Regions from separate parts of the Homo sapiens genome. Here region 2 is linked to region 1. Evidence: chromatin contacts called from ENCODE Hi-C or POLR2A ChIA-PET data. All regions are on one chromosome and are shown on one strand. Each heading gives the region's core, a stretch centred on a gene start or an enhancer-like site at or near the end of the contact. The rest is flanking DNA. Distances are from core to core; before and after follow the strand shown. Region 1 overlaps GNAT3 (G protein subunit alpha transducin 3). Region 2 has its middle 71 kb from the start of GNAT3.

Evidence for each region. A loop is a pair of places that touch in the nucleus more often than their neighbours do. ChIA-PET counts read pairs that join two places held with the same protein, here RNA polymerase II (POLR2A). Pooled maps may share reads with other maps.
Region 2: a map of IMR-90 shows a loop between it and region 1 (3-fold over the local background). The contact joins two enhancer-like sites. A Hi-C loop is called at or near these places in 4 of 168 maps with a recorded cell type or tissue (IMR-90, MCF 10A, mammary epithelial cell and 1 more) and 4 of 50 pooled maps. POLR2A ChIA-PET finds 5 or more read pairs at or near these places in 3 of 52 experiments (MCF 10A, OCI-LY7 and activated T-cell).

The regions. Positions count from the first base shown.
Region 1 is chr7:80,497,280-80,501,454 of GRCh38, reverse strand. The region is part of intron 1 of GNAT3 (G protein subunit alpha transducin 3); the gene reads left to right. The region is part of intron 2 of LOC107986812 (a long non-coding RNA gene); the gene reads right to left. Among named protein-coding and RNA genes, the nearest start is that of GNAT3, 13 kb to the left of the region's middle. Within about 2 kb of position 2,439, at least 12 of the 41 ENCODE cell types and tissues checked have a DNase peak (open chromatin) inside an H3K27ac peak, as active enhancers do.
Region 2 is chr7:80,439,398-80,443,453 of GRCh38, reverse strand. No RefSeq gene overlaps it. Among named protein-coding and RNA genes, the nearest start is that of GNAT3, 71 kb to the left of the region's middle. Within about 2 kb of position 2,778, at least 2 of the 41 ENCODE cell types and tissues checked have a DNase peak (open chromatin) inside an H3K27ac peak, as active enhancers do.

The DNA.
Region 1 (4,175 bases), core at 1,190-3,689:
ATTTTGGTTTTGTAGAAAAATTGTCTTATTCTTAGAAGATGCATTTCAAAATATTTATGGGTAAAATGTCTAATAAAGATTCAGCAAAACAAAACATAAAACTATGTTCATATATGTATATGTAAATGTATACATACATATGAGAAAGAAAGCAAACAGGACAAATAATTCAGAAAGGGGAAGGGTATAAAATGCGGGCTTCCATAACACTATATTCTTGAACTTCTGTAAGTTTTTAAATTAATTATCAAAATAAAAAGTTTGGGAAAAATAAACAATGTGTTTTTTTGGCAAAAGAAAATGTACAAATTTATCTGCAAATTTATTCATATTGCTTTATAAGGGAATTCTATCAAACAGTCCATGGGCAGAGCATTTCAAAATTACATAAACATTTTTAGAAAATTCTTTTCAATTTATTATTTGACAACTTTGACAACAAAATTTGACAAAGACAATGGCAGGTCAATCATCCTCACAGACATAAATATAAAAACCAAAGCCAAATATTAGCCAACCAATGCCAGCAATACATAAAATGCAAAAAGAGAAAAGGTTGGGGGGACTTTTGGGGGAAGATGGATTATCCCAACAATGCATGTTTAAAATACTACTAGAAAATCATTAACATTATTTACTACATTATCAAATTAAAAGAGAAAAATCAAAAGAATGTCAGGAGGTGCCAAAAAATAATTAAATAAAATTCCTTATCAATTCCTGATTGAAAAAACACCAATTAAAGTAGAAATAGAAGAGAATTTCCTTAGTCAGATAAACTGTAGGTACAAAAACCTTCAGTAACTATCATACCTAATGGCCAACATTTAGCATTGTTCACTAGAGATAGTGAACAAGGACTTATGATTAATAGGTTTCCTGTTAACAGAATAGACCCTAGAGTATGACATAGTTTCCTGCCCTTGACCTTCTCTTCAATACTCCTATCAGGGATTTTGGTGAAGGGGGATAAAGCAGGCATTTCAAACTTGAGATTCAGTTTGGAAGGATATAGTGACAAAACCAAGTCAGACTTCCAAATAACCTCTACTAGCAGAAATGCTTGCCGCAAATAAGCAAAATGGAATTTAATAAATATCTTTATTGAGGTTCAAAATCAATTAGATACACGTGGTTTGTGGGAGGATCTGTTTGGTAAGAGATGTGAAAAAAAGTAGAAAAACTTTAATTACCACAAGCTGAGTGTAGGCCAAAAAAAAAAAAGGAGGCAAACTAATCATGGTCTTTATTAAGAAAATTACTTATTTATAAACAAGCCCACCAGGAGTGAGGCAGGTCTAGGTGGCAGAATGTCAGTGCTGTTCATAAATCTGGTATCTACAGCATAATTTTCAGTACTGCATTTCGGAAAGACATTGGCTCTTACATGGGGTATGGTTCAGAGGACAAATAATCTAAAAATCATGTTCCACAAGAAAGGAGTAAAGGAGTGGATCATATTATACTTGAAATATTTCTTTAAAAGGATATGAGCACATTCTTCAAATAATAGAAAATACTTAAAGCTCACTATATATTAGTGTATGTTCTAGGTAATTTATATTTGTGATCTAATCCTCCCAAGTTTTAGCCCAATTTTATAATAGAGGAAACTGACTTTCAGTGAGACCAAATTTGATCAAGACACTTAGTCACAGTCAGAGATGAGTGCAAGCTCATATCTATTTAGTTCCAAAACATGATGAATCCAGCTATGTGATGGGCTGTCATGTGCAAAGGACAGAGAATTTTGATGTCACTCCATAAAAAGGAGAAATAATACATGGAACAAAATTAAGTTGGCTCAAAAGAGACTACCCTAAAAATCTTTTATACCAACAGTCTACCTGTGAATGATAAGCTGACACAGCAATACCAGTATGCCTCTGAAAGTACACTGCTTTCAAGGCCAGGTGTAGGGGCTCATGCTTGTAATTCCAGCAGTTTGTGAGACAGGCAGGAGGATTGCTTGAGGCCAGGAGGCCAAGGCTGCAGTGAGTCATGATCATGCTACTGCACTCAAGCCTGGCAACAGAGCTAGATTCTGTCTCAAAACAAACCAACAAAAAAAGTACACCGCTCTCATACTAATTTATAAAAAATGCATTTAAAATAATTTCTAAAGTGTTGAAACCATTTTGGTATTTATCAGTGCCTACTTAAAAAAGAAAGCGATATGACACAGCTTTAGTAAGAGTCAGAATACATAGTTTCTTTGTTTGAAGACAGATCTGAAACTTTGGATGATTATCATAATCTCTATTGGATTCATTTTTCTCACGCATAGACTGAAGAGATGTGCATAGCTGGTTGATTTCTAAGGTTTCTTTCTACTATACAATTATGTGATTTTTAAGACCACCTACAAAAAAAAATCTTATGTGTGATTACAAGTCACAATGTTGTAATCTCATTTTGCCTGTTTGAACAAGTCATCCAAAATGAGCAATCAAGCCTTGTGTGTGTTCAATTGAAGTTCAGTTACATGTATAAATATTGGGTAGATTTAAAATTCTTTTTAATATTTTCAGATTTAAAAATGTAGAACAGGATTCCTTACTTATTCTTATTAAAAATAAAATAATTTATGAGTATCTAAGTATGAATTAAGTATAAATTTAAATATTTAATTATTTGTAACATTATCTATTTCAAAGAAACAGATGCATATCTTGTTAAAATTCTCTTGGTACCCCTTGACCCAGAAACTAATATTAGCGATGACCACAATTTGGAAGGAAGAGATTATTTCAGGACACCATCAGCGGATGTGAACATGCTGTTATAATGTCTATATTTGGCTCTGTAACATGATCTAATCTCACAAGACTGAAATGACTATTGTGAACTATGACCTAGAATTATTGTGAGAATGGGGCTCAATAATTTATTTTTGAAATAACTTTGCAATAGAGTTCCAAATAATAAATGAGATTTTAAGTAGATAGGCTTTTCTTTAGGAATTTTCCTCTTAATGCTGTAATTGACTATACTGGACCTTTACATAGAAGACTGAAGTCACTACATAAAGCAAGGATGGTACAGACACCTTTTTAAAGGCTTTCAAGGGAAAATATTAACTTTTAATATGTAGTTTCATTTAAAAGTACATGCCATTTTTAAAAAAGTGATTGATTATTCTGCTTACCTTAAACACAGCATGAATTACCAGCTAAGTTACAAATAATTGTTATACAATAACATACCCTGTAGCCTTAGAAATACTTTTGGAAATGCCACAACTTAGTGTTATCTGTATGATTACCAAATGGCCATATTTATGAAGTACAGAAGACCATTCTGAATGTACATTAACTGACACAGTCTAAAAGTCACTTTTTTCACAAATTTATAAATTTTCAACTAGTCAATAACATATAGTGAATAAAATAAAATTCGGTTGTGATTTTTTAATCTGCCTAAAAGTGGTTCTTAATCAATAAAATATTTCTCTATAATACATATGCTGATACAATTCTAGAAAATCATTGACACACTTTTTCTCATTAGGCTCAATATCTCAAGATAGACAATTCATTTAAAAGAAAGTGGTCTAAATTATTTTCACTTTATTGTAGAAATTATATCATCTTTTAAATAAATTTAACTGACATTCAGAAATGAGACTTTTTTCTCATTTCTAGTTGAATACTTTGGTTGAACAAAATACAACATTAAACATACCTGCATGAGCAAGTACTGCAGTTCCTACTGAGCCCATTGACTTTTCTTCCACATCCCCACTGCTCTGTAATTTAAGACAGTGTGTGTGTATATATGTATGTATATACGTATATGTATATACGTATATGTATATACGTATATGTATATACGTATATGTATATACGTATATGTATATACGTATATGTATATACGTATATGTATATACGTATATGTATATACGTATATGTGTATATATATAGAGAGAGAAACAAGATATTCTGATATTCTGTCATTTGTACAGGATGATGCTAGAATTTCGAATATTCAGTTCCATTGTTAGAGATTTTAAAATAAAACCTATCAAGGACAGTTTTATAATATTATTGTATGACTTTTCCCAAAGTGATGCACTTCCTACAGCAAAATAGTGAGTTATTTAAAGCCAGCAAACCAGACTATTGTGCAAAGCTCATTCATTTTTGAATGAGTTGCCACTCTCACAAACAATTCTC
Region 2 (4,056 bases), core at 1,529-4,028, 58 kb after region 1:
TATTTCTTTACTGCTATGCATCTTCAAAAAAGGAACACAGTATAAGAACTCCTTCTTTTTTGAACTTGTACTTATGCAACTCTTATTTTAGAAAATTTAGTTTGGGAAATATTACATAAGTTAACATCAATAACATTATTGCATGGACTTTGTGAGTGGTTTTGGAAAAGACCTTTTCTACTTCCTCATTTTCAATTCTGTTCAGCATAAAGTGGTCCCAAACTAAATTTCAATGAAATGGGGGACCACTTGTGTCCCTTTAGATAAATCACATACGTGGGAAACAGACTTTCTCACAGTTAAGGGCAGCTTTGATGACTGACAAAGGCCAGTTCGCAGGGAGGGAGTATTGTCCTGAACCTGGTAAGGCCACCTTCTGGATAATGGGCTTCTGCCAGCAGCCAGCACTCTTCTTTTCTGAATAGAGCTTAGATAATATAGGAAGAGATTTTGTACTGCAATTTTCTTTATGGAAAAAAAGCACTGGGTAAGGAGAAGTCCTTAGTGTTCTTCAGGGACTTGACTTTTATCCTAACTCTACGTGGTGAATTGAGCATGAAATAAAGACGGCTATCTTTAAGTTACAAAAGATAAAGATGGCTATCTTTAAAATATGAAATTGTAATGTTTAAACCCAAATCCCACACAGGCAGAAATCTTGATTGTTCCAAAATTGGAACCATTAGAATGTTATTAATCTGATTTATCATCATTTTAACATGCCAAACAAAAGACAAGATTCTCTCTCCCTTTCTCTTGGAAACCACTTGTCCCTTTGTAAAAAATCAATATGAGGTTATTCGTCTGAGCATGTTTCTTCCTTGACACTCTAATTTTTCACTAAAATGCTGTTGTAATAATCTTAACCTGGCTTCCTCAGCCTAGCTATTTTCCAGACCATTTAGCCCACACAGTTGAACCTAGAAAAATGGTAGTACTTAGGTTAAGATTTCCCAAAAGAATATGCAGTAAAATGTATGGGACACAATTGCACCATTGTGGATTAGGATAAATCATATATTATCAGGTACAACCACACTATCAGCATTCAACCTTAACTAGTGTCTCTCCTACCTCAAGACATGAGTAATAATTTCCTTATCACAGAGGAGGACAAACATATCTCTGCCCTTAGCAAAAAATTGGTCAGATAAAATACAAAATGTACATATGAATCAGGAAAAAAGAAGAGAACATTTGTAGGTCTGTCATAAATAAACTTTATTTTTGGACTGTATCAATATAAACTAATGGATAGAAGAAAGAAAGGAAGGTAAGAAGAAAAGAAGAACATAGCTTCCCTTAAGACATGTGTGAACGATGTCAGTTTTTTCTAATCACTATGTCTATTATTAATATAAATATATAGCACTATTAAACCGCTGTTTCTCAGATTTACAGATTCAGATTCACTGGTTTTCTACCCTGATTCTGTTGCTCTGAAGAACACCCAAGAATTTGTGATTCTTATGATTAGGCAGTAGGGGAGACATTGCTTTTAACATTAAATATCTAAACAAAACACTGGTTTGTGTTGTTTTATTTCCACTTATATTATTTCAGTTTACCTGTGAACAAAGCACTTACTGTACTCAAACTTAGACAGTTGCAGGAAATATGAGTGGATAAAACTAGTGTCTGTTCTTAAAATAGTTACTGTAGTAAGGGGTATACACTATGTATCTCAAGTGGAATTGTAGGATAAAGGTTACCTTTCTAACTTTGACTATGTTAAGTCATTCAATTATTCATTCATAGACTTAATATGCATTACGTGCTATACAGAATAGGCACCGTGCCAAATTAGAGGGCTGCAATGATGAGCAAAAACAAGTATGAGTTCAACTTCATGGAGCTTCTAGTCTAAGAGGAAGAAAGCCATTGCATAAATTAGCAACATAATACATATAAAATGCACTATCTGCTATGAAAGCAATAGATATTATCCTATATGTACATAATACATAAGTGATGATCTAGTCAGAGGGGTTAGGAAGTTTTCTTTGAGTAAGTAAATTTGAATTGGGAATGAGGCTTCAGTTATGATATCAAAGAAGAGAACTATTCAAGGCTATAAGAAGTGCATGTGCAAAGGCCCTGAGGTGAGAAAAATCACAGAGCGTGTAAAAATCTGCAGTGGCTGGAGCTCAAAGAGGAAGGGAGAGAATAGAGTGAAGTGAAGTTGGAAAGATTAGACTATGCAGGGCCTTTTAAGATACATTAGAAATTTTGTCTTTAGTTTAAAAACAAGTGCTCAGTGGATAGTATAATGAGATTTGAAATTTGAGAAGATAACTTTGTCCTGTGGGAAAATGACTAAAGGGAGAAAGAGTATGGTTGTACATATGACTGGGCAACTATTCAAAATGCTTCTAAAGGGTGTAATAATAACTTGAATGAGGGCACTAAGGGAGGAGAATAAGAAAAGCAGACAGAAGTATGATGTATTCTGGAGGCCAAATTAACATATCTTGTTGATAATTCATTACCATAAGATGTGGTAGGGGATGGTGGGTCGTTTTGGAGATGGTTGTGACTTGCTGAGGTAGGGAACAGTAGAAGAGGATCGAGTTTGAGGAAGGGAGGAAGAGCAGATGAGAATGGTTTTGAACATGATTAATTTGGAGGCTTTCAATATATCCCAGTAGAGTTGAGCAGGCAGTTGGAAATTCTGGTTTGGAGCTCAGAGGAGAAATCTGGACTGGAGACAGACATCTGTGACTCATCAAGGGTAGATAGTAATAAAAACTGGTGCAAATGAGACTGTCTAAGGACATAGAATAGGAAGCAAAAAGAGCATGGGATATAACCTTAGAACTGTAATAGTTACTTGGCAAAGAGGAGGATATTGCAAAGGAAACTGAAAAGGAAAGAGCAATAAAAGAAGTAAGATTCAGACTAGGGGATGTGAAGTGATGCAACACAGGAAAGAATTTTTCGAAATCAGAGAAGAGCAATTAATTGTAGTAAGTATGGAAAAAGCTCAATTCAGTTGAGGTCTGGAAAATATCCATTGGAATTAAAGATGCAGATATCACTGACAAAGCTTTGGCAAAGCAATGCAGCTGACAGTAATGGCAAAATAATAGTCATGAGTTAATTAAGTTAAGGACTAAGAGGCTGATGGCAGCAGTGAGTGGCACCTTTTCCTTTTTAGATGAGAGAGATAAAGGAAGTGTTGAATTCAAATGACATTCAACGCTTCAACTATTATATGTCCCAAATTTAAAATAACAATCATCTCTACTTTCTTACTTGTCCTTTTAAACTTCTTTTACGTTTATTTATTTTCTGTTAAATACACCCTGAGCCTCTCCATCAATGAAGCTAGTGTTCCTGCTCTAACACCACTCTCTACCAAGGTTTCATAAGTCCTGTCCCTCCCCACAGCATGTTGAAAGTTGTCTCTCCTTCCCCCTCTATTCAGTAAGTGTGTGATTTAATTTCACCAGATGATTCACCCTAGTTCTCCCATTTAGTTAAAAATTTAACCACCAATAAAAAATTTAACTTTTTTTAAACCGAATTTGCTCAACTAAAATGGAAGACTATACCTTCCTTCATGGATTTCTATGAAAGCTGAATGAAATAGTGAATCCAAAGTGCTCATTAGAGTTCCCGAACATCACAATTCTCAATGATTATCAAATAAATTTGAATGAGACTTATCTGAGCATAATGGCTTTCCACTCCATATCTACATGTAAAAATCAATGAGAATGACATAAAATGCAGGAGAAAGAATTAAAATTTGAATAGAAATTCAGATTAGTTCAAAATCATGAAGATATAGTGCTCTAAACTTTATAATCATCCCCATCCGATTACTTTAAACGTGGTGTGCTATTTTAACCCAAGTAAAGGTACACTAGTTCAAGTAACATGCAATAACATTCTTATCATTATTTACTGAAAGGTGGAGTGTACTGGCTTTAAAATAATCTCTGTGTTAAATTAGTTAATAACATTTTTCATTTAAGAAGGGTTTAAAAATAATTTTTCAAGCAGAGATGCAAAACAATCAAAGCATGTAATTTGCCTTTATCACTTTTACTT